2 separate regions of the Homo sapiens genome follow, and region 2 is linked to region 1. A link is an interaction called in ENCODE POLR2A ChIA-PET data of the cell type or tissue named here. Cell type or tissue: MCF 10A. All regions are shown on one strand. Links, peaks and the distances in the headings refer to the core of each region. The heading gives the core; the rest is flanking DNA. Region 1 holds the start of MIR5690 (microRNA 5690). Region 2 overlaps FKBP5 (FKBP prolyl isomerase 5).

Evidence for each region. Peaks named below come from ENCODE experiments on the same cell type or tissue, not always from the same donor. Only the 100,000 strongest peaks of a DNase experiment are listed, where the experiment ranks them.
Region 2: POLR2A ChIA-PET joins it to region 1 with 13 read pairs; 11 of 35 experiments call an interaction of 5 or more read pairs at or near these places.

The regions. Positions count from the first base shown.
Region 1 is chr6:35,655,856-35,672,910 of GRCh38, forward strand. All of the region lies in intron 1 of FKBP5 (FKBP prolyl isomerase 5), which reads right to left. It overlaps MIR5690 (microRNA 5690), which reads right to left and starts at 8,934; the gene lies at 8,862-8,934. RefSeq lists enhancers at 6,841-7,342, 7,343-7,842 and a silencer at 16,251-16,450. In MCF 10A, for the core only: no CTCF peak of the experiment used is centred there; no DNase peak of the experiment used is centred there.
Region 2 is chr6:35,598,122-35,608,048 of GRCh38, forward strand. The region is part of intron 5 of FKBP5 (FKBP prolyl isomerase 5); the gene reads right to left. It also overlaps the pseudogene RPL36P9. Among named protein-coding and RNA genes, the nearest start is that of LINC03135, 59 kb to the left of the region's middle. RefSeq lists an enhancer at 3,071-3,576 and a silencer at 4,251-4,545. In MCF 10A, for the core only: no CTCF peak of the experiment used is centred there; DNase peaks (open chromatin) are centred at 3,380, 3,890 and 4,370.

The DNA.
Region 1 (17,055 bases), core at 3,375-11,374:
AAATCTATCTCTGAAGTACATTATAAGAGTGTCTGTACATACACAACACATAGCAGATTTACCTTATTAATTAGATTAGTTTGGTTTAAATATGGACAGTCAAGAACAAAGGACCACACCTAGCTGCCAATATTTGAGTATACATTAACTAGCAACTGGAGGAAGAGATGTTTCAGACTTGAGACGCAGACAGAAAAACCCAAAAGTTTTATGTAATACTGTATCCTCTTACAGTACTAGCTCATTAAAACACTATTACATAAATTGTTTCCCAAAGTCCATTATATGCCTAAGAGAAAAACTGTACAAGAATAGCATTTGAGTCTGTGTAGAAAGAATAAAAAATCTCGGCCATCTTAAATCCCCATCTTAAATTCCATAAAAATATGGAAGGAAGAAAAGGCCAATAAACTCAGATCTACTATTAACTAGCTGTGGAATCTCTGGCCCTCACTCAGTTTTTCCATCTATACTTTTCGGGGGTTAGACTAGAATCATATCTAAGGTTTATTCCAACTCTGTTATTTTGTATTTATTCATTAAAAAGTAATTTATAAATATATGTTTTACTTTTGGGGAAAATGAGGTTTGCTATGTGGAAGGAAAAACAATTTCCAAGGGATAGAAAGTTATCTTAACAATACAGAGTTCACTTTCCATTGCAACCCTCTGGCAAAATATGAATTCTGAGCTTTACCCACTTACATGTGGTATTAGTTTTCTACAGATGCCATAAGAAATTACCACAAACAGGCTGGGCAAAGTGGCTCATGCCTGTAATCCCAGCACTTTGGGAGGCCGAGGCAGGTGGATCACTTGAGGTCAGGAGTTCGAGATTTGAGACCAGCCTGGCCAACACAGTGAAAACCCATCTCTACTAAAAATACAAAATTTAGCAGGGCATGGTGGCGCGTGCCTGTAATCCCAGCCACTCAGGAGGCTGAGGCAGGAGAATTGCTTGAACCCGGGAGGTGGAGGTTGCAGTGAGATGAGATCGTGCCACTGCACTCCAGCCTGGGGAAACAGCAAGACTCCGTCTCAAAAAAAAAAAAAAGAAAAAAGAAAAAGAAAAAAAGCCGGGCACGGTGGCTCACGGCTGTAATCCTAGCACTTTGGGAGGCTGAGGTGGGTGGATCACAAGGTCAGGAGATCGAGACCATCCTGTCTAACACGGTGAAACCCTGTCTCTACTAAAAATACAAAAAAAAAACTAGCCGGGAGTGGTGGCGGGCGCCTGTAGTCCCAGCTACTCGGGAGGCTGAGGCAGAAGAATGGCGTGAACCCGGGAGGCGGAGCTTGCAGCGAGCTGAGATCGCGCCACTGCACTCCAGCCTGGGTGACAAAGTGAGACTCCGTCTCAAGTAAAAAAAAGAAAAAAGAAAAAATTAACACAAACTTAGTGGCTGAAATAATACCAATTTATCATCTTACAGTTCTGGAGATCACAAGTCCAGAATGGGTCTCACTGGGCTAAAATCAAGGTGTTGGCAGGGCTGCATTCCTTCTGGAGGCTCCGGGAGAGCACTCATCTCCTGGCTTTTTCCACATTCTAGAGGCTGCCCACATTTCTTGGCTGGTGGCCCCCTTCCTCCATCTTCAGCCGGGAATACTGCATTTCTTTGATCATTCTTGTGTAGTCATCTCTCTCTCTGACTATAGTTGGGAAAGTTTTCCACTTTTAAGAACCCACGTGATTAAGTTGAGCCCACCTGGATAACCCAGGATAATCTCCCCATTTCAAAGCTTTTAACCTTGTTCACATCTGCAAAGTCCTTTCTGCCCTATAAGGTAACATATTTACAAGTTCCATTTTTGAGGATCCATTATTCTCTCTACCACCGATACCTAATCATCCAATCAAGATCCTAAGAATTTCTCTCAAGCTTGGAATTCCATTGACTTCCTCCATTTTGTACTTAGGGGGTCTCACAACATTCTTTCCTTTTCCTTTTCTTTATTTATCATCCAGTTGGATAACAATGTTCTAATCTAAAATAAAATTTAACATTTTATATCATTCTGAAAATACATTCAGAAATTTAGAAAACATAAAGTAAAACATCTGGTTTCTCAATTTTGTAATAAAATTATAAGGCCAGGCACAGTGGCTCACACCTGTAATCCCAGCACTTTGGGAGGCTGAGGCAGGCAGATCACGAGGTCAGGAGTTTGAGACCAGCCTGGCCAACATGGTGAAACCCTGTTTCTACTAAAAAAAAAAAAAAAAAATACAAAAATTGGCCAGGCGCAGTGGCTCATGCCTGTAATCCCAGCACTTTGGGAGGCCGAGGTGGGTGGATCACGAGGTTAGGAGATCCAGACCATCCTGGCTAACACGGTGAAACCCCATCTCTACTAAAAATCCAAAAATTAACCGGGCGTGGTGGCGGGCGCCTGTAGTCCCAGCTACTCAGGAGGCTGAGACAGGAGAATGGCGTGAACCCCAGGAGGCAGAGCTTGCAGTGAGCCGAGTTTGCGCCACTGCACTCCAGCCTGGGCGACTCCGTCTTTTTTTGAGACTCCGTCAAAAAAAAAAAAAAAGAACCTCCAGAACAATGCTGAACACAATTGGGAATAGCAGATATCTTGACTTGTTCTAAATATTATATAGGGAAAGCATTCAGTCTTTCAGCATTAACTATGATTTCAGCTATTGGTTTTTCACAGATACCCTTTATCATATTGAGAAGTTCCCTTATTTTCCTAGTTTGCTGAGTTTTCATCAGCAAGGCATGTTAAACTTTGTTAAATGTTTTTTCTGCATCTATTGAGCTGATCATATGCTTTCTCTTGCTAATGTGGTACATGACATTGGTTTTCAAATGTTAAACCAACCTTGGATACCTGGAATAAACCCTATTTGGTCACTGTATTTTATCATTTTTATATGTTGTTGGATTCAATTTACTAAAATTTTGTTAAAAAATATTGCTGGCTGGGTGTGGTGGCTTACACTTGTAATCCCAGCATTTTGGGAGGCTAAGGCGGGTGGATTGCTTGAGCCCAGGAGTTCGAGACCAATCTGGGCAACATGGCAAAACCCCATCTCTACCAAAAAATACAAAAATTAGCTGAGCATGGTGGCACACACCTGTAGTCCCAGCTACTCAGAGGCTGAGGTGGGAAGACGGCTTGAGCCCAGGAGGTGGAGGTTGCAGTGAGCCATGATCACACCATCACACAACCACACTCCAGCCTGGGCAACAGGGCGAGACCCTGGTTCAGGAAGAAATAAGTAAATAAATAATAAAAATCATAGAGTGACTTAAGAAATATTCCATCTTTATCAATTTTATGGAGGAGTTTGTGTAAAATTGGTATTATGACTTCCTAAAATGTTTGGTAGAATCAGGAATACCATGTAGGCCTAGAGTTTTCTTTGTGGGAATTCAATTTTTTTTTTTTTTTCGAGACTGAGTTTCGCTCCTGTTGCCTAGGCTGGAGTGCTGTGGCACCATCTTGGCTCACTGCAACCTCTGCCTCCTGGGTTCAAGCGATTCTCCTGTCTCAGCCTCTGGAGTAGCTGAGATTACAGGCATGCGCCACCACACTCAGTTAATTTTGTATTTTTAGTAGAGATGGGGTTTCTCCATGTTGGTCAGGCCGGTCTCAAAGTCCCGACCTCAGGTGATCCGCCTACCTCAGCCTCCCAAAGTGCTGGGATTATAGGCGTGAGCCACCAAGCCTGGCCGAATTCAATTTCTTTAATAGATATAGGACTTTTCAGGTTGTTTCTTCTTCAGTGAGCTTAGGTATTTTGTATCTTTCAAGGAATTTGCACATTTCATCTAGCTGTCTAATGTATTACTATAAAGTAATTCATATTATTCTCTCATCCTTTTAATAATTATAGAATCTGAGCTTTGTTAGCAATTCTTTCATTCTTGATATTGGTAAGTTGTCTTCTCTCTCTGATTCCTGATTAGTCAGGTTAGAGTTTTATCAATTTCATTGTTCTCAAAGAACCAGCTTTTGATTTCACTGACTTTCTCTACTAGTTTTCTTTTTTTCTATTCCACTAATTTTGGCTTTTATCCTTAACTCTTTTCCTCTGTTTACTTTGGGTTTAATTTTCCCTTCTTTTTCTAATTTCTTAAGGTGAAAGCTGAGGACACTGATTTGTGATTTTACTTCTTACCCAATATAGACATTTAGTGCTATGAATTTTCCCCTAAACATTTGCATTAACCACAACCCACATATTCTGATATGATTTTCATTAAGTACAAAATACTTTCTAAATTCATCTTTGATATTCTTCTTTGACCTGTGGGCTTCTTAGGAATACATTAGTTTCTAAATATTTAATAATTTTCCAAGTATCTTTCTGTTATTGACTTTTAATTTAACTCCCTTTTGGTCAGCATACATACTTTATGATCTAAGTCACTTTAAATGCATTGATGCTATTTTTTTTTTTTTTTTTTTTTGAGACGGAGTTTTGCTCTTGTTGCCCAGGCTGGAGTGCAATGACGCAATCTCAGCTCACCGCAACCCGTGCCTCCCAGGTTCAAGCGATTCTCCTGCCTCAGCCTCCTGAGTAGCTGGGATTATAGGCATGCACCACCACGCCCGGCTGATTTTGTATTTTTAGTAGAGACAGGGTTTCTCCATGTTGGTCAGGCTGGTCTCAAACTCCCGAGCTCAGGTGATCCTCCCGCCTCGGCCTCCCAAAGTGCTGGGATTACAGGCATGAGCTACCGCGCCTGGCCAACACTGACACTATTTTATGAACAAAAATATGATCTATCTTATTAAATGTCCTGTGCTGTGTGCAACTGAAAAGAATGTGTATTCTGCTTGTATTGGGTAGAATACTATGTAAATGTCAATTAGGTTAGTTGACAATGTAGTTCACATCTTCTAAATTATTTTTTGTCTACTTGTTCTATCAATTATTGAGAGACAGGTGAGGTATTGAAATCTCCAACTATAATTTTAGATCTACTTATCCTTTCAAGTTCTATCAGTTTCTGATTCATGTATCTTGAAGCTCTGTTATTAGGTGCATATTTAGGACTATTAATTTCACTTGAAGGCAGCCAATCATGAAAGGCCATACATTATATGATCCCATTTATACGAAAGGTTCAGAATAGGCAAATTCATAGAGACAGAAAGGAGACTGGTGGTTGCTTAGGGTTAGGGGAAACAGGAGGAAATGGGGAGTGGGAGATTTCTTTTTAGGGTTATAAATGTTCCAAAGTGGGACAGCAGTAATAGTTGCACAAATCTGGAAATATGCTGGAAACCACTGAATTATATACTTTATTTTATTTTTGATTTACCTTATTTTATGTATTTATTTATTTATAGAGATATGGGGTCTCGCTACATTGAGCAGGCTGGTCTTGAACTCCTGGTCTCAAGTGATCCTCTCATCTCAGCCTCCCAATGTACTGGGATTACAGGCATGAGCCACCACACCCGGCCTGAATTGTACACTTTAAAGGGGAGAATATTATGGTATGTGAATTTTATCTCAATTAAGCTGCTAAAAAATTATTCTACTCAATGGATGACCATAATTCATGAATGATATACATTCCTTCCAACTTATTAATACTATATAACACTGCTATGAACATTTTTGTGCCTAAGCTTTTATCATATGTAATTGAAAGTATGGCTTCTTGGCTGGGCGCGGTGACTCGTGCCTGATCCCAGCACTTTGGGAGGCTGAGGTGGGCAGATCACCTGTGGTCACGAGTTCAAGACTAGCCTGGTCAACATGGTGAAACCCCGTCTCCACTAAAAATACAAAAATTAGCCGGGTGTGGTGGCAAGTGCCTGTAATCCCAGCTACTCAGGAGGCTAAGGCAGGAGAATCACTTGAACCCAGAAGGCAGTTGCAGTGAGCAGAGATCGAGCCACTGCACACTACAGCCTGGGTGACAAGAGCAAAACTCCGTCTCAAAAAAAAAAAAAAAAAGAGTATGGCTTCTTGAACACAGTCTGCTTGAGTGAGAATCTTAGCTTGACAACATAGCAACTGTATGATCTTGTGCAAGTCACTTACCTTCTTTGTGCCACAGTTTCCCTATCTAAAACACAAGGTTATCAGTTATCAACATCTCTTGGGATTGTGAGGACTAAAGTAATGCACATAAAGGGCTTTGTACAGTGCCTGTTACATGGTATACTTTCAACATTAGTAGTAGTAGATGTTGTAATTATCATTTAGTTTTTGTTACTTTCTCTTTTTTATTTATTTATTTTTTTAATAGAGACAAGGTCTTGCTATGTTGCCCAGGCTGATCTCAAATTCTTGGGCTCAAGTGATCTTCCTGCCTCAGTCTTCCAAGTTGCTGAGATTTACATGCAAAAGCCACTGTGGCTGGCTAGTTTGTATTATTTTCTTAAGAAGATTTTCAGAAGTGGTATGACCTTGTCAAAAACCATGAGCATTTATTTACGTGTCTTTTTTTTTTTTTTTTGAGACAGAGTTTTGCTCTGTTGCTCAGGCTGGAGTACAGTGGCACAGTCATGGCTCACTACAGCCTCAACCTGCCAGGCTCAAATAGTCCTCCCACCTCAGCCTTCTGAGTAGCTGGGATTAGAGACATGCACAACCACACCCAGCTAATTTTTTAATTTTTTTTTTTTTTTGTAGAGACAAGGTCGCACTATGTTGCCCAGGCTGTTCTTGAACTCCTGGGCTCAAGCGATCCTGCCACCTCAGCCTCCCAAAGTGCTGGGATTACAGATGTGAGCCATCACGCCTGGCTGTGTCCAAATATATTTCAACAAACTGCATCTCAAACTGGGTATACTAATATTTGGTGCCACTAGTAAGTATATATAAATATATAAGAGAACAAGGATTACCTAGCTATCATAATTACAGTAAATTTGTTTTGTTAATAGGAACTCATTTTAATTGTGCATTCATTTTTGCTGCTTTTGGCCCTTAGTTGTTTGAAAGCCAATAGTTTTCTAATTATACTATGAATCCTACACACCATGAATACCTACTGAATATGAAATGTCTGTAAGACCCTGTTCTAGGAGCTACAAAGAAAACTGAAATAAGTTAGCCCAAGGATTTTTTGTGAAGGCAAAGAAACATTTTAATTCCAAATAATTATTATTAGGTAGAAGAGAGCTACAAAGTGTTTCTGAGGGTCCCAAGGAGGCAGAAGATGGCAGTGTCTGAGCTGGATAGGCATACTTTCAACCGGCAAGGGTGTGGCAAGAGTAAAATCAAGGCTGGTAAAAGAACACAGCACGTTTCAAGCCTAAGCAGCTTAAGTGCAAAGTGGCTCCGGGTGGAAATGATGAGAGAGCAAGAGCACAAAGAGGACCCTCTAAAACAGAGCCAGTGACCATGTGAGCTGAGGGGGAGGGCTTCTCACAGGGCAAACGGTACAGAAAGACGCGAAGACACAAAGCATCATGACCCATCCAGGGAGCTGCATGTGATCCCACTTGGCTAAAGTGAAGGGTACATGTGGGAAAGAAGCAGATGATGCTAAATAAACAGGCAGAGGCCTGACTGTGAAGGACCTTGTGTGCCAAAGTAAAGTACGTGAACATTATTCCAAAGGCAACAGGGAACTGAGGCATTTTTAAGAAAAGAAATGACAAGCAGACTAGCTTTAAGAAAAAATTACTCTGGCACTCCAATGGTTTCCCATCTCACACAGGATAAAATCCAAAGTCCTTCTTATGCTTAATACCCTATACATGCTGATCACTCGCTATCTCTGAAATTATTTCTCCTTTTCCCTCACTCACTGCTCTGGCTACAGTGGCCTTCTTGCTGCCCCCTCCCATGTGCCCTTTCCTCAGTGCCTTTGCACTTGCTATCCCCACTACCTGGAACTCTTCCCTGGTTAGCTGCATAGCTCACTCCCTCACTCGCTTCAGGTCTGCCTTCATGTTCAAACCTTTTCTTATCAGAGTTGTTTTACTGTTACCGGAAATAAAAGAGCAAAAATCGACTATAATCAGCCCCACTATGTTTTCCTCCAGTGTATTTATAGTATTTGTATACTGCCTGTCTCTCCTTACTAGAATGTAAGCTCTATGATGGATCTCTTCAATAACCGTGTGACATTGAGATTGTTACTACTGACACGTCCAGACAGCAAATCTAATGGACGAGCTAAGTAATCTATCCAAGGATATACTTCTAGTGAACAGTGGAACCAGGGAGACTGACTCTGGAGCCTGCACTCTAACTATTTTACATACTGACTCCCCAGAAGTGTCACAGGTCTCTGACTCTGATTCTAAAGCATTTCCTGTGAACAGGCTCCATGCTGACAAGCACTAAGCCAGCAAAAATTCTGAATTCACAGTATGTTCTTCTAAAAAGATGGTGATTCTTACAATTTGTATTAGCCAAGTTTTAAAAGCCAGGGAATATTTTTTAAATAATCAATTAAAATGTACAAAGTATCTGGACTTTTACCTATCCAAAAATTAGCTGTTTTTTTTTTAGACCCACAGATATTCAAACAAGATGAAAGATTTTATGAACTAAAAGGAACACAGCATATGACACCAAAAACTACCCAAGACCCTTTTTCCGTTACCATATTCAATTTCAGGAATAAAACTCAACATCTTTAAAATAATCATCAAATTTTCTGACATGCCACTCCCGGAGGAAGAACAATGTGGTATCTACAGGAAAACATCCAGCAAATACAGTATCTCATGCACAGTAAAAGAATGAAAGGTAGGCTGCAGTAACATTTGTCTTTATTCTTTCCCCACTCCTGAAATTATTAAATTTCCTCTCTGCCTGGGCATTCTTTCATCCCATCTCCCATTACTATCAGTATCCTCTCCTTAAAATGCAGTTGTCAATCAACAGTTGTCCCCATCAACCACTTCATACCAGAACTCATCCACTCTTAATTTCAACTATTACCTCTATTAGTATAACTCCCAAATCCTAATAGAGGTAGTAGCTGAAATTAAAAGTGGCATAATTTCTCCCTCTTTCCTTCTCCAATCTTTGATTTCTCTCACTTCAGGACCCTTTTATTTCCTTATGTTTTTAAGGAAAATTAACTTTTTCAAAATTGGTCCCTTCTCCATTTATTTCATAATCTGTATTATCTGGCCATTCTCCTAGGTTTGCAACTTCAATATAATTTTTCTCCACTTAATCAATAGGACCGCCAACTATTCATTGTGTTTCTTATCTTACTTTCGACTCCATAGCTATCATCATATTTTGAGTTTTCTTCCTCTCCTTTGTGAATTACTACAGTTCTCCAGAGGACCTGCCTACCTCCAGACGGCTCACTCACTCCCACTCATTCTGTATACACTGCTAGTGAAGCCTTTCTGACACAGCACACCCACCACATTACTCTCTAATTCATGGACCTTAAATAGTGTTCCAACACAACAAATCTAAACTTCTCAAACCAGCACTCAGGGTCTTCTGCTCCTTTAGAATGTCACTAGTAAATGCTCCTCTTTTTTTTTTTTTTTAGAGGAGTCTCACTCTGTCACCAAGCTGGAGTGCAGTGGCGCGATCTCGGCTCACTGCAACCTCCGCCTCCCAGGTTCAAGCAATTCTCCTGCCTCAGCCTCCCGAGTAGCTGGGACTACAGGCGCGTGCCACCACACCCAGCTAATTTTTTTTGTATTTTTAGTAGAGATAGGGTTTCACTATGTTTGCCAGAATGGTCTCAATCTCTTGACTTCATGATCCGCCCGCCTCGGCCTCCCAAAGTGCTGGGATTATAGGCATGAGCCACCGTGCCTGGCCATAAATGTTTATCTTAAACATTCTAAAAAGATAAAAACCTAGAAACCCAACATTCTGATCTTCTTCATCTAAATCTGTACAATACACACTATGGGTCTGTAGAGGTCATAGTACACTATCTTCCACCTAACTTCAACAGATCACATCAGGCAATGGAACTATGGACAGTCCCCAACTTATGGTTTGGGTTACGAGTTTCAACTTTATGATGGTGAGAAGGCGATACACATTCAGTAGAAACAGTACTCCAAGCACCCATACAACTATTCTGCTTTTTCACTTTCAGTTTTCAATAAATTATGTGAGACATTCAACACATTATAAAATAGGCATTCTATTAGATGGTTTTGCCCAACTGTAGGCTAATTTAAGTGTTCTGAGCATGTGTAAGGTAGGCTATGATGTTCAGTAAGTTAGGTATATTAAATGCATTTTCAACTTGTGATATTTTCTATTTACAATGAGTTTATCAGGAGGTAAAACCACCATAAGCCAAGGAACATATATATTACCTAATGTATCATCTTCTGAACATCTCAAGCTACTATGACAAGGATTCATTTTCAGAAGTTTAATCCTTCTAATCCACAAAATTAAAGTGTGTACAGTTATCAGAAAAATAACACTTCATATCTTTAGTAAGAGTACAAATTTGTTGAATATTTTTAAGGGCGAATTTCCCAATATCTACTGAAAGTTTATGTGCAAATATCCTTTAGCCCAGCAATATCACTTCCAGGAAATAACCTGTAGATATTCTCACAGAAGCAAGCAAAAATACATGCAGAAACACTACTATTATAGTTAAAAAAAAAAAAAAAAAAAAAAAAAGGAGGGGAGTGGATTTCCTTCATAGACTTCTATTATACATCTCTACAATGGAAAATTATATAATTAAAAATAAAGACACAGTTACAAACGAATTGATATGGAAAGTTTAAGAATGCCATGAAGGGGAAAAAAAGCTATTTATAGAACAGAATATAATTATTCTATTTGTGTAAAGAAAATGTATATGAAGGCTGGGCACGGTGGCTCACGCCTGTAATCCCAGAACTTTGGGAAGCTGAGGCAGGCGGATCACGAGTTCAAGAGATCAAGACCATCCTGGCCAACACAGTGAAACCCCGTCTCTACTAAAAATACAAAAATTAGCCGGGCATGGTGGCAGGCGCCTATAATCCCAGCTACTCGGGAGACTGAGGCAGGAGAATCCCTTGAACTCGGGAGGTTGCAGTAAGCCGAGATTGCACCACTGCACTCCAGCCTGGGCGACAGAGCGAGACTCTCTCAAAAAAAAGAAAAGAAAGAAAATGTATATGAAGAGAAAATACCTAGAAAAAATATAGTAAGCCATTAATAGTAGCTAATTCTGGAGAATGGGGCTCAGGGGAAGAAACAATAAATTTTCACTTGTTTTGTGTGTGTGTCTGTGTGTGTGTGTGTGTGTGTGTGTGTGTGTGTGTGTGTATACATAGATGCATGCCTTTTAAAAAAATCAGTTTATTAAATTTACATTAATAAAGAAAACTGAGTATAGCAAAGGCTCTTAACCTTAGATGAATATAATTGATCTTGATTATCCACAGTACAAGAAATATGAGCTACTAAAAGTGCTTAATGAGAAACTCATCCATTCATTCAACTATTTATGGAACACTTACTAGGCGTCAAGCATTGTGCCTGATACTGACATAATGGTGAACAAGAAAGACCTAGTCCCTGCTCCCAAGGAACTTACAGAAAGGCCTTTTGGACTCCATTTTTCCTGTCTCCCCTGTAAGAACCACTCTGACTTACAAGTGTGTGCTCTCATTATGCCTATTACGCTTATGGCTCCCATAAGACAAATATTAATTAATAGAATCATTATATCAACCAAAAAGAATCCTTAAAATGATTAACCCGTTTCCTCCATAATTAATATTTAAAGTTATTAGAAGCATAATCTGTGGAAAGAACAATTCAACAAGCACTCTTTCAAATAAACAAATAAGAAGTAACCTAGTTGGCTGGGTGCAGTGGCTCATGCCTATAATCCCAACACTTTGGGAGGCCGAGGCAGGTGGATCACCTGAGGTCAAGAGTTTGAGATCAGCCTGGCCAACATGGTGAAACCCCATCTCTATTAAAAATACAAAAATCAGCCAGGCGTGGTGGCGGGTGCCTGTAATCCCAGCTACTCAGGAGGCTGAGGCAGAAGAATTCTCTATTAAAGATACAAAAATCAACTAGGCATGGTGGCGGGCGCCTGTAATCCCAGCTGCTCAGGAGGCTGAGGCAGAAGAATCACTTGAACTCAGGAAGCAGATGTTGCAGTGAGCTGCGATCCCGCCACTGCACTCCAGCCTGGGTGACAGAGTGAGACTCTTTCGAAAAGAAAAAAAGTAACCTAAATGTTAAATGAAGTTTAAGGGAAATTAGCTAAGAACATTCAAAAAGGGAAAAAAATTATAGGAAATTTTTATTTTATTTTCTTCACTAATTTAATTTTTCTACAACGAGTGTGTAACACAATAAGAAAGTAAAAGTTATTATTCAAAAAGAATCCTCTATGGCAACAGCAGATCAGCCACTGCATAAAATCCAACTCTTCTTCCCACTATACCCAGCCCTTTACGGTCTGGCCTTGCTGAGACTCCTTGTGTGAGCCCAGAGCCCACTCCCCTTTATGCTGGAAACAGCATCCCGGGACTTTCCTCTGGGAAGCCCTGCTTCTCCCTCTTAGGCTAGGCCCAGTGTCCATTTTTTGCCAGTCAGTGCTTTCTATCCCTTTGGCTACCACAACAGTTCAGGGGTAAACACACAACCCTAACAGACCAAAACCAAAATCAATCCTGAAAAGAGTCTAATTTTAATGAAACTATTAAATTGATTATAATTAAGTGACATGTAATACAGCTAAAAATCCTTTTAAAAACTTTGTAATAAATGGAATTTTCACTTAATGTGGCCCCTAAATGTTCTGTGTGACTACAATTTCATATCATAAAACTGGAATGGAATAGTTATAAGTCACCTCTTTTGTTGTTTTTTTTCTTCTTTTTTTTGTATTATTATACTTTAAGTTTTAGGGTACATGTGTTTTGTTTTGTTTGTTATTATTATACTTTAAGTTTTAGGGTACATGTGAAGTCACCTCTTTTGTTAAAATGCACAACAATAAAACAACAAAATATAATGACACAATTTCCATTTCTAAGAAACTATCAGAACTTCATGATTGTCTTAAAGAATTAGAATGTTAAATTCCTATCAATCACATCCTGTTAAAATACTAAGTATAGAAACAGTAAGAAAATGCAGCTCAACCAAGCATATACATTAGTCATATTTCCTCTGATAATTTTTTTTTATAACTTCAAAACTAAAGACTCCTGTAGGAAGTATTTTATAAGGAACCTAAAATGAAACAATATCTAAGAAAACACTTGAGATGCAATTAACTTTTCAAAAAAAGTTTGATCAATTAATCATTTTCTTCTCAACTCTAAGAAAGCTATAGACTGTATTAATAAATCACAGGAAAACAAAGTTAAATTCAGTGTATGAAAACAGAAGTTAACCATTAGAACTCCCTAAGACTGAAATAGGCTATCCTGTAAAACAGGGACCTCCTCTTCCTTGGAACTAAGCTAAAACTAAAACTCTGGAATTCTCTGGAAATAAGACATCCTTGAGGAATTCAATTGATGTGCCAGCTGTTTTGTTTCTTGAAAGAATATAGCTGAATACATACAATAATCTGTTGCCTTTTTTTCTAGCATTGCACAATATTCCTGGCCTACAATGCACATACTGTATCTATTATCATATTTAAGCATCTGATATGAATCCTTAATATTCATCTCTAATTAAATACATACATATTTCAGTTTTCAAAAGAGCATGGTTTTCAGTAAAGTATCATATATATGTTTTCCACAGTCTAAATACAATACATTTCCTGAACTTTTAGCTTTCAGTTTCCTGTTCGTCAGTGGCTACAGCTCTAGAGGCAATACATAAACACACCCCAGCCATGGTATTTCCACTTTTGACAACAGTGGACATGAACTTAATATGACCAATATAATTACAATGCATAGAATGGTACCTGATGGCTAAGACAGCAACAGAAGAAATTCAATAATTTTCAAAATTAGAAATATAAATTATGTTCCATATGTAAGAATTCACATAACAAACCTCTTATAACTTATGACTCAGAAAAAGTTTCTCTCTTCTGAAAAATTGAAAAAGCTTTCTTTACTGGACAATAACTATAAAAGTCACCCTGTTTCCTTTTTTCTCTTGCTTGCCAGGAAGCTCAGAGCTAAATTTAATGTTCAAACACAGAAACTATCTTGCCTCAGATTACTGGTATAAAGATTTCTTCCCATTCCCCCATTCTGCTCATTATTTCTCAAGTGATTTATGCTCATTTTCTGTCTTTGTTTTTAATGGTCTTTGCCTGTTTTGCTTTAATCACAAACTATCAAATCCTTTTCAATGAATAGGTTAATATAAATTATAAATTAAAGAAAACTTAATGACCTTAGTTTGTATCTTCACATCACTGCATAACTTGTTAATGCAATTTATAAAAAATGAAGGTTCTAAAAGGTATCTTTGCTGTTTTAGAGTTAATTATTTCACATGAATCATGATTCACGATTCACTTTTAGAAAAGCCAATGACAATTTTTTTAAATAAAAGAATGATAGAATGAAACAAGGATCAAAACTTAAAATTACTAAATTAGAGACACAGAATTAGGAGGATTCAAAATTTTTTAATGTTTTAAATTTACTAACAAAATTGGTCTGGCAAAGCTAGATAACTATCATAAAAAATTAACTTACATAAAGTGTATTAAATTCTCAGTGGGCACGGTGGCTCATGCCTGTGATCCTAACACTTTGGGAGGCTGAGGCGGGTGGATCACTTGAGGTTAGAAGTTCGCCCTGGCCAATATGGTGAAACCCCGACTCTACTAAAAATACAAAAAAAAATTAGCCGGGTGTGGTGGTGGGCACCTGTAATCCCAGCTACTCGGGAGGCTGAGGCACAAGAATCGCTTGAACCTGGGAGGCGGAGGTTGCAGTGAGAAAAGATCGTGCCACTGCACTCCAGCCTGGGCAACAAAGCAAGACTCCATCTCAAAAAAAAAAAAGAAAGAAAAGAAAAGAAAAGAAAAACTCATATACTGCTATCTGTGTCATTAGCTGCAGAGTAGACAACAGGTATAAAAATATTGAAATAGCCTAGGAATCTAAGAAAAAGGGAAAAAACTCAGTCACATATTTAAAAAATATAAATGCACACATACACATGAAAATATCTCATATATGGTAATACCAAAGTTTGTTAAATGGAGGTAAAAGCAAAGTATTAATGAAATTAATAAGCCAGGTGCAGTGGCTCATGCCTGTAATCCCAGCACTTTCTGAGGCCAAAGTGAGACGATCCCTTGAACCCAGGAGTTTGAGACCAGCCTGGGCAAAACGGTAAAACCAAACCCTGTCTCCACAAAAAATAGAAAAGTTAGTTGGGCATGGTGGTGCACACCTGTAGTCCCACCTACTTGGGTGGCTGAGGTGGAAGGATTGCTTGAGCCAGGGAGGTAGAAGTTGCAGTTAGCTGAGATCGCACCACTGCACTCCAGCCTGGGTAAGAGAGTGCAATCCTGTCTCAAAAAAAAAAAAAAATAATAAATAAATAAACAAAAACAAGTTAAAAGAAACTACAATCCAAACTGACAAATCTAGCCAAAATCTTAAAAAATATATCATGAATTACAGAAAATCTAGAATATAGTCATATTAAAAATGGAAAAGTGAAATGAACACATTTTATAAAAGAAAAGACAGCCTATAAAGCGCCTAACATTATATTAAAAGGTCCCCACTTTTAGGAGACACAAATAAAATGAAAATAAAGGGAAGGAACAAGGTAGCCAAATAGTATCTATAAAATGAAAGTGAAAAAGTCAATTATCCCTTTCTCTCTCAAGGTATCAGAATTGCAGGGTAAATACCTAAAGAAGTTAAATTACAAAAAACTTCATATTCTAAGAATGAAGTTAACAGCAAAATTTATTACTATGTAAATTTAAAAGGCTAGCAACCACCCATAAATACAGTTTTAACATATTTTTTTCAAACAGCAATAAAATAATTCAACATAAGAAAACATTTAAAAAATAGAAACAGAAGTTCCAACACAATATATGAAGGGGCTAAGAGAAACCTACACACACAAACTCAGCCCTCAAAAGAACCCTAAAATCTAATTTAGAAGAATTTTTTTTTTTTTTGAGACGGAGTCTCACTCTGTCGTCTAGGCTGGAGTGCAGTGGCGCGATCTCGGCTCACTGCAAGCTCCGCCTCCCGGGTTCACACCATTTTCCTGCCTCAGCCTCCCCAGCATCTGGGACTACAGGCTTCCGCCACCACGCCCAGCTAATTTTTTGTATTTTTAGTAGAGACTGGGTTTCATTGTGTTAGCCAGGATGGTCTCGATCTCCTGACCTCATGATCCGCCCACCTCGGCCTCCCAAAGTGCTGGGATTACAGGCGTGAGCGACCGTGACCGGCCACTATCTTCTCGCTTAATAGCATAATTAGAAGATAAAATTTGTTATAAAGGGTAATCATCCAAATACAAAACAAGTTACAGATCAGAAAAGGGGGGAAAAAATCCCCTTTTACCTTCAGAAAAATGAAGACAAGAAAAAGAAACCAAACCATGAGAAATATAAATAATCTGATACAAAGTATTGAGGACATGGAAAAAAGTTTTGTATAGGCATTTGTGAATTATACAATTCAACTTCAGTGTTTAAAAATAATAAAGAAAAATTAATATTTCAGTAAAAATCAATCTAGTCCAGAAGCTTGCTTTTTTTTTTTTTTAAAGAAATAATGTGGCAGATTGCAGAGGTCTACGACATCTTTATGCATCCCAGGCCACTTTTTACCTCTCTAATCATGGGAAAGAATACACAACATGAAAAGCTTACCATTTGCAAAATGATTTCTTGATTATGCTTATGGCGACTAAAAAGTATTTGTGGCTGGAGGCGGTGGCTCACGCCTGTAATCCCAGCATTTTCGGAGGCTGAGGCGGGCGGATCACAAGGTCAGGAGATTGAGACCATTCTGGCTAACACGGTGAAAACTTGTCTCTACTAAAAAAAAAAATACAAAAAATTAGCTGGCGTAGTGGCAGGCGCCTGTAGCCCAAGCTAGTCGGGGGGCTGAGGCAGGAGAATGGCGTGAACCTGAGAGGCGGAGCTTGCAGTGAGCCGAGATCGCGCCACTGCACTCCAGCCTGGGCAA
Region 2 (9,927 bases), core at 1-8,000, 61 kb before region 1:
CAAGCTCTTTCCCAGAGTAATTTCATATTAAAATAAGAGGCTTTTTCTCATATTTTAAGACAAAATAGAAAAAATGCATACAGATATCTATTTTTTCTTGATGAGTTAGACTTTTTTGAGACGCAGTCTTGCTCTGTCTCACCCAGGCTGGAGTGCAGTGGCGTGATATCTGCTCACTGCAGCCTCCACTTCCTGGGTTCAAACAATTCTCCTGTCTCAGCCTCCGAAGTAGCTGGGATTACAGGTGTGTGCCACCACACCCAGCTAATTTTGTTATTTTTAGTAGAGACAGGGTTTCACCATGTTGCCCAGGCTGGTCTCGAACTCCTGACCTCAGGTGATCCACCCGCCTCAGCCTCCCAAAGCGCTGGGATTACAGGTATGCGCCACCAGGTCTGGCCTAGACTCTTTATTTCTAGGAAAAACAATTCTCTGAAACTTTACAACTACTTTTAATATTAAGGGTATTCTATTTTAAGTTTTTGATGTAATAAGAAAAATGGATGGCTGGTATGACAGCATAACAGTCACCAAGCAATATGATAATTTGGATTTCATAAGAAAATCCTGACTGGGCGCGGTGCTCACGCCTGTAATCCCACACTTTGGGAGGCCGAGGCGGGTGGATCACCTGAGGTCAGGAGTTTGAGACTAGCCTGGCCAACATGGCAAAACCCCATCTTTACTAAAAATACAAAAAATAGCCAGGTGTGGTGGCACGTGCCTGTAATCCCAGCTACTTGGGCTGAGGCACAAGAATCACTTGAGCCTGGGAGGCGGAGGTTGCAGTGAACTGAGATTGCGCTACTGCACTCCAGCCTCCAGCCTGGGCAACAGAGGGAGACTCCATCTCAAAATAAATAAAAAAATAAATAAATAAAAATAAAAAAGAAAGAAAATCCTTTATTCCTACTTCTGTAACATAATAGCCTATATTCAAATCTAGAGATTTCCTAAAATGCTTCTTTTCTAACACTGGCTGATCTACTTTACTTTAGATCAACAACTTGTAGAGAGACTAAAAATCACTCGTTCTGTTATACTCATTCCATGCCCAATAAAACAACTATTACCTTCCAAATAAAAATTCAAATCTAACTTATTCTACTTTTGAACTACATGATCTCAATGAAGCTCTAAAATTCTATGATTCTATGACCTGGTAATATCACTCTCAATATCAATATAGTCCAGAAACCAGCTTCAAATCTAATTCCTGCAGTTAATAATTTAATTGAATTACCCCTAGCCCAGGCCTGAGAAATGAGAAAAACTGAAGAATGAACAGAAATGGTGTAGACACTAGGGGCCGAAATGTCCCCTGGACATTTATGCTCTAAAGCGTTCTACCCTTTTCTTCTCTTTTTTCGATTTGCTAAATCTTCTCTGTATTGTTCCAATTTTAGTATATGTGCTGCCGAAGTGAGTACTCACTACTCTTTTTTAACTCACCAGTATTAATACCATCTTGATGTGTTCCCCTTGCAGACACAGAATGGGGTCTAAGAAACTTGGGCCAAACTAGAAAGGGCCTAACTCTTGAGTCAGCTCCTCCAAACAAGGGCTAGAGTTGGAGTGGCTTGGTAGAGCTCGCATATGGCATTTTAGTTTATGTCCCACACTCATAAATGCTGATAATTCCTTCTGTTAGACTTACTTTTAGAATGCTCTAGATAAAATTAACTTGTAGCAAATTGAAAGTTCATTCTGAATTGGAAAACATTTAAAAAATAAATTCAAATTTAAACTTTTTCAAATACAGTCACGCTTCACTTAAGGATGGGGATACATTCTGAGAGATGTGTCATCAGGTATTCTCATCACTGTGGGAACATCTTAGAATGTTCTTACACAAATCTAGATGGAACAGCCTACTATAACCTCGGCTAAGTGGTATAGCATATTGCTCCTAGGCTATAAATCTGTATAGCATGTTATTGTACTGAATATTGTAGGCAACTGTAACACAATGGTAAGTACTTGTGTATCTAAACATTGAGAAGGTAAAGATATGGAATTATAATCTCACGGGACCACTGTCCTATGTGCAATCTGCTGTTAAACAAAATGTTATGCAGCATATGACTGTACATGCATACTAGAGAGGTTCTACAGGGAGTCTGAGGCTTAAGATATTTTTACTGAATTCGCTGAGGGTGGTGACGCACACCTATAAGTCCCAGCTACTCGAGAGGCTGAGGTGGGAGGATTGCTTGAACCTAGGAGTTCCAGGCTGCAGTGAGTTGTTATTGCGGCACTGTAATCTAGCCTGGGTGACAGAGTGAGACCGTCTCAAAAAAAAAAAGATATTTTTACTGGAGTAAAAATTGATATTTCTAAGGAGGTTAAGAGTTCTAAAAAGTTTGCATTTCTAAATATTTAAAACTCTGCCCAAGAAATTTAGACTAATAACACTTTTCATAAAAAAAAAAAAGATTTGCTGAGCAAAGTAAATTTCTCATGTATTGTGGAATGTCTCAAGTATAGAGATTTATTGTCCTAGTAGCTCACAACTTAGTTAACAGATTTTTTTTGTCTGAAGTTTATTGTTGGAAGTATCATCTTCCTCCCTTAAGGAGAGTACATTTAGTGGGGGAGGAAATTATCAGTACATTTGTTGTGGCTTTTGGTTGATCAAGTTTGAATGTTTTCAAAACAGGAAATCCAGAGACTCTGCAAGGATTCCTGCCTGTGCGTTAGTTTCCTAGGCTGTTTTTCAGCTTGATGTATGTACTTGATATTAAAATTAAATGAGTAATTTCAGAAGTTCTCTTTAGATGTGATAACCCATCATTAGTGAGGGAAAAAGATTGGCTACTAATAAACATGTTGGGAAAGATAAATGAAGTAACCATGCCAAAAAAAAGTCAAACTGTAACAAAGGCATAATTAAGAAAGCAAAACATTCATTGTAGCTAGTCTTCTCAGAGAGACAATAAATGACAGAACTAGTGTCTGATGCTGTAATAGGACAGTAAACATTTGTGATAGCTCTTATAAATATTTTCTACTTTACATGTGGACTAATCTTTTTTTTCCTGGTAAATCTAACCCTTCACAATTGGACCCTGCAGTACTATAAAATCTTAAACGGATATACATCCAGACATATACACCCCAGTTTATATAAAAAACCAAAACCATCGCCTTGTAATACTGACAACATTCGGAATGTCAGAGTAAAAGGAGGTATCACAGCCTCATGGTGAATACAGCCCATTGATTCTCTACATCTACAAGTAGCAAAGGGCATTGCTGGGTTAACTGGTTTCTAAACTTGGAACACTGATGTGAAAAGTTCTACGAGACTGCTGACAAGAACTCACACACCACTTGGAGCCACGGAAAGACTGCTGATTGCCACAGTAGGGGCCCTGATTGCAGTAACAGATGCAGATGAGCCTAGCTCCTATAGCTCCACTTATTCTTTTTAATGTTATCTTAAAAATTCCTACCAAAACAAAACAGAACAAAAACCATGGCAGCTCTGGCTGTGGAAGCCCTGTGGTTGCTTTTTGACCTGGCATCTTTTAGTGCAAATACTAACTTAATAAATATTTAATAATAACCATCGTGACTCACTGGGAGTGCAGCCTGTAGGGCTCAGGAGGTCTGTTGCTAATCCCAACCAGCATGATTTACGGGAAGTAAATCATCTATGACATGCCCAAAGAGAATAAAAGTACATACAGGATGCTTCTACTTAGGGCTTTTTTGGTAGAGAAAGAAATAAACAAGTTAAAAAGAGACAACATTTTTTTCTTGACTTAAAGACTATGTAACTTAAAGGGGGAGGGAGGTCCTCCAAATCCCCACAAAGTCAAACCAAACCAAATTACCCAAGCTTAGCTGCGCAATCGGAGTGTAACCACATCAAGCGAGCTGCAAAACATCACTTAAACTGGAGCTCTGACTTATTGTTCTCTTACTGCCCTAGAGCAATTTTGTTTTGAAGAGCACAGAACACCCTGTTCTGAATGTGGCTGGCACATGAACTCGATGTGCTGACAGCAATTTGTACTCCGATTAAAATAGGGGGGAAAAAAGGAAAGAGAGTGCACAGCAGTAACAAAAATGAAATGCAAGAACCCCTAAACCATGCAATTTGTATTTTAGGAAGCAAAACTGAGAAAGAGGCTCCATAACTTAAAAAACAAAAAACAAAAAGCTGTAAATGCTCCAGCCTAAAGACATTAGCTCTGGTAAGTGTCTATTTTTCCCTTTTCTAATTATAGTAGTTGGTGTCTGATAGCTTTGCACTCATTCTCAAAACAATTACTGGGTCATGAGGATCTGAATGGGAATGTTGTAATGGCATTACTACTCGACAAGACTGGTTATCTGGCCAGAGAAAACCAGGTTGTGACAGGTTACTCCCACTGAGCAAGAGTTTTCTCTGTTGCCTAATTCATGCCAAGTGAGCTTCTTTCTGCCTGTGTCTCCTGCCTAATAGAGCACAGTATCCAAGAGAGTAGGATCTTAATAACCCCCTGAAAAAGCAAGCAGAGATGGCTTTCTAAAAGCAGGAGAACAAGAGAAATACTTCCAACACGCATGGTGGTCAGATTTCCCCTAAGCTGTCCGCCTTCCTCCTCTGCACTGTTTTGTACTACTTAGGATGAACACACACCACTGTAAGATTGCTTACAGAACTGACGGACAGATGCTAACAGGCGTGGAACCTGGCTCCTGGAACTGAATAACATTTATGCAAATGATTTCTTTTGGTTGATCAAGTTTGAATGTTTTCAAAACAGGAAATCTAAACAAGAAGTATACACCCAGCAACAAATTCTCCATGAACACCAACCCTTACCAGTCTTCCCTTCACACCACTATAGCACTTGAGTTAGACCTGGATTCCAGTCCCATTCTGCCACTTCAATTATGACTTTGGGCAAGGTAATTAAAGTGATCTGAAGCTCAGTTTCTTCACTGATAGAATGTGGATAATACACTAGCTAAATGATAATTGTTGAGAGGATTAAATTAGATACTGAATTAGAGCTTTTAATCTAGCACCTGATATTCATTCATTCATTCATTCATATGTCAGGGTGTCTATCATGTGAAAATGCTGTTGTTAAGTGTGGATATACAGAGACAAACTAAAGGAATGTTAGCTATAATTATTTTCCTGTGCCTAGTGGTAAATTATACCAGATTAAACATGTTTTAGAGCTCTGTGTAAGAAAACATTTACTGGTTCAACACAGAAAGCTGTCAAAGTATGAATAAAATTCTTAGTAGGCAAAGGCAGTATCTTGTACTTCTTTTGTGCCTCACAGTACCCAGCACAGAGTTCAGGGCCAGCAAGTAAATATTTATTTAATGACTAATCTTAAAATAGGGCATTAAGGACAGGGTGGTAATTTTCACTAATTTATACAAATTTTCCTTTTTGAATCTATTAGTATTCCTATTTTAATAAATTCTAGGAAGCTATACAAATTTTATATTGATATGGAAACTTTGTTTTTTAATACTATTCTAAAATAAATGGCCAATTGGCTGGAATTTTTTTTTTTTTTGTAACAACAACAACAGCAGCAGCAGCAACAAAAGACTGTTTTCTTTCTTTTTTTGAGACAGAGTCTCGTTCTGTTGCCCAGGCTGGAGTGTAGTGGCGTGATCTTGCCTCACTACAACCTTCACTTACTGCAACCATCTGCCTCCCGAGTTCAAGGACTTCTTGTGCCTCAGACTCCCAAGTAGCTGGGACTACAGGCCCGCACCACCATGCCCAGCTAATTTTTGTGTTTTTAGTAGAGATGGGGTTTCGCCATGTTGGCCAGGCTGGTCTTGAACTCCCGACCTCAAGTGATCCTCCAGCCTTGGCCTCCCAGAGTGCTGGGATTACAGGTGTGAGCCACCGTGCCCGGCCTCTTTATTGTTTTTGTTTTGAGTTGGGGGTCTCACTTTGTTGCCCAGCCTGGAGTGCAGTGGTGTGATCATGGCTCACTGCAGCCTCACACTCCTGGACTCAAGCTACTCTCCTTCCTCAGCCTCCCTAGTAGCTGGGACTACAGGCACACACCACCACGCCTGGCTATTTTGTTGTTGTTGTTGTTAAGAATGGGGTCTCACCATGTTGCCAGGCTGGTCTTGTACTCCTGGCCTCAAGCAACCCTCCCACCTTGGCTTCCCGAAGTGTTGGGATTACAAGCGTGAGCCACCATGGCTGGCCAGAAAGACTTATTTTCTACTATGATTTTATTCTACCTGAAGACTTGAAGATAACTTTTTGGAAGAAAGAAATTATATAAATCCAAAATATTTGAAAGAATAAACACTGGCCACTTTAGACCAAGTACCATATTACATTATTTTGTGAAAACATATAATAAAATGGTTTCAAGAATTTGCTCCTATTCCTAGACTTATATCCCAGGACATTCATAAATACTTCAAAAGCATATGAAAAACAAAAATGTAAAGTCTCACAGCTCCATCAGATCTCAATATGGGCAGACGTAATCTTTCCTCTATTTTCAATTTTTGGTACCTTTTTGATTTTAGTGTTTCATTTATAAAGAACACATAGCTAGATACTGTTGTTGTTCTCACTTTATGAGACCTTTTGCCTTTAATAGGTGACTTTATCCCATTCATATTTTTTGTAATCACTGATATGAGTGGTTTTATTCTTGTCTTTGGTTTTCTACACAGTGTTTTCTTTTTTTTTTTGAGATGGAGTCTCGCTCTGTTGCCCAGGCTGGAGTGCAGTGGTGTGATCTCGGCTCACTACAACCTCCACCTCCCGGGTTCACGCCATTCTCCTGCCTCCCAAGTAGCTGGGACTACAGGCGCCCGCCACCATGCCCAGCTAATTTTTTGTATTTTTAGTAGAGATGGGGTTTCACCATGTTAGCCAGGATGGTCTCGATTCCTGACCTCGTGATCCACGTGCCTCGGCCTCCCAAAGTGCTGGGATTACAGGCGTGAGCCACCGTGCCCGGCCCGTGTTTTCTTATTTTTTAAAACAATTTTTGCTCAATTGATGAAGTTTTCCTTGTTCCTCTATTTCCCCACTCCACATGGGGTGATTTGGAAATTCTACATGCTATTCTTACTAGTACTTTCCATTAAAGTCTGAACAAATCATTTAAAGATATATATATATACCTCTTTATCAATGTTCAGAATCAATCAGCATAAAGCATTCAATAAAATCCAACATCCCTTCATTATAAAAAACCCTCAATAAACTAAGCATCAAAGGAACATACTTCAAAATAATAAGAGCCACCTATGACAATATCTTTTTTTTTTTTTTTTTTTTTTTTTTTTTTGAGACAAGGTCTTATTCCATTGCCCAGGCTGGAGTGCAGTGGTGCAACCATAACTCACCGAAGCCTGTATCACCCAGGCTCAAGTGATCCTCCTGCATCAGCCTCCCAAGTAAGCTGGGACTACAGGTGCATGCCACTATGTGTGGCTAATTTTTTTTATTTTTAGTAGAGACAAGGTTTCACTATGCTGCCCAGGCTGGTCTTGAACTCCTAGGCTCATGCAATCCTCCTGCCTCGGCCTTCCAAAGTCTTGGGATTACAGGTGTGAACCACTGCACCCAGCCGTCAATATCATACTGAACGGGCAAAAGTTGGAAGCATTCCGCCTAAGAACTGGAAAAAAACAGGGTGTCCACTCTTAACAACTCCTATTCAGCATGGTACTGAGCCACAGCAATCAGTATGCGGCAAGTCCTAGCCTGAGCAATCAGGCAAGAGAAAGAAATAAAAGGCATCCAAATAGGAAACCAGACGTCTACCTCTCACCATATACAAAAACAAACTCAAGATGGATTAAAGGCTTAAATGTAAGGCCTGAAACTATATAAATCCTAGAAGAAAAGCTAGAAAATACTCTTCTGGACATTGCCTAGGCAAATAATTTATGATTAAGTCCCCAAAATCAAATGCAACAAAAAGAAAAACTGACAGTTGGGACCTAATTAAAGAGCTTCAGCACAGCAAAATAAGCTATCAACGAAGCAGATGGACAAACTACAGAATGGGAGAAAACATTTGCAAATTATGCATCTGACAAAGGACTAATATCCAGAAAAGAACTTAAACAAATCAACAAGAAAAAAGCAAATAGCCCCATTAAAAAGTAGGCAAAGGACACGAAGAAGCAGCCAACGAACATGAAAAAATGCCGAACATCACTAATCATCAGAGAAATGCAAATCAAAACCACAATGAGATACCATCTCACAACTGAGTCAGAATGACTATTAATAAAAAGTCAAGGCCGGGCGCTGTGACTCATGCCTTTAATCCCAGCACTTTGGGAGGCCGAGGCAGGCAGATCATGAGGTCAGGAGATCGAGACCATCCTGTCTAACACGGTGAAACCCCGTCTCCACTAAAAATATTTTAAAAAATTAGCCGGGCGTGGTGGTGGGCGCCTGTAGTCCCAGCTACTCGGGAGGCTGAGGCAGGAGAATGGCGTGAACCTGGGAGGCGGGAGTTGCAGTGAGCCAAGATCGCGCCACTGCACTCCAGCCTGGGCAACAGAATGAGACTCCGTCTCAAAAAAAAAAAAAAAAAAAAAAAAAAAAAAAAAAAAAGTCAAAAAAGAACAGATGTTGGCAAGGTTGTGGAGAAAAGGGAATGCTTAAACAGTGTTGATGAGAATGGAAATTAGTTCAGCTCCTGTGGAAAGCAGTTTTGGAAATTTCTCGAAGAACTAAAAATCAAAGTACCATTTGACCCAGCAATCCCATTACTGGGTATACAACCAAAGGAAAATAAATCGTTCTATCAGAAAGATAGCTGGCATTTACACTGACATGTTTACTGCAGCATTGTTTGTGTGTTTGTTTGTTTTTTGAGACAGAGTCTCACTCTGTTGCCCAGGCTGGACTGCAGTGGCAGAATCTCAGCTGACTACAACCTCCACCTCCCAGGTTCAAGCAATTCTGCCTCAGCCTCCCAAGTAGCTGGGACTACAGGCGCCCACCACCACACCCAGCTAATTTTTGTATTTTTAGTAGAGGCAGGGTTTCACCATGTTGGCCAGGCTGGTCTTGAACTCCTGACCTCAAATGATCCACCCACCTCAGCCTCCCAAAGTGCTAGGATTACAGGCATGTGCCACCACGCCCAGCCTGTTTTGTTTTGAGACAGGGTCTCGCTTTGTTGCCCAGGTTAGACTGCAGTGGTATAAATGTGACTCAAATGATCCTCCCACTACAGCCTCCTGAGTAGCCGGCACTACAGGCATGCACCACCATGCTTGGCCTTTTTTTTTTTTCTGTAGAAATGGGGTCTTACTATGTTGCCCAGTTTGGTCTTAAACTCCTGGGCTCAAGTGACCATCCCACCTTGGCCTCCCAAAGTGCTGGGATTACAGGCATGAGCCACACACAGCACTTACTCTTAAGCACAGTTATATTCTTAATAGCAAAGACACGGAGTCAACCTAGGTGTCCATCAATGGTGGATTGGATAAAAATGTGGGCTTCCTTCTGCCACGGCCACCATTGGAGAGCAGCGGCCATGGCTCTGTGCTGCCCTATGGCCATGGGCCTCAACAAGGGCCACAAGGTGACCGAGAACATGAGGACGCCCAGGCACAGCCGCTGCTGCAGGCACCTGACCAAATATACCAAGTTCGTGCCGGACATGATCTGAGAGCTGTGTGGCTTCACCCCATACGAGCGGTGCACCATGGAGTTACTGAAGGTCTCCAAGGACAAATGGGCCCTCAAGTTCATCAAGACAAGGGTGGGGATGCACCAAGAGGAAGCAGGAGGAGCTGAGCAATGTCCTGGCCACCATGACAAAAGCCGCTGCCAAGGACTGAGCACTCTGCCCTGCCCTCTCTCCGAAATAAAGAATAGCTTGACAGACTTGAAATAAAAAAAAAAAAAGAAAATGTGGTACATATATACCATGAAATACTATGCAGCCATAAAAA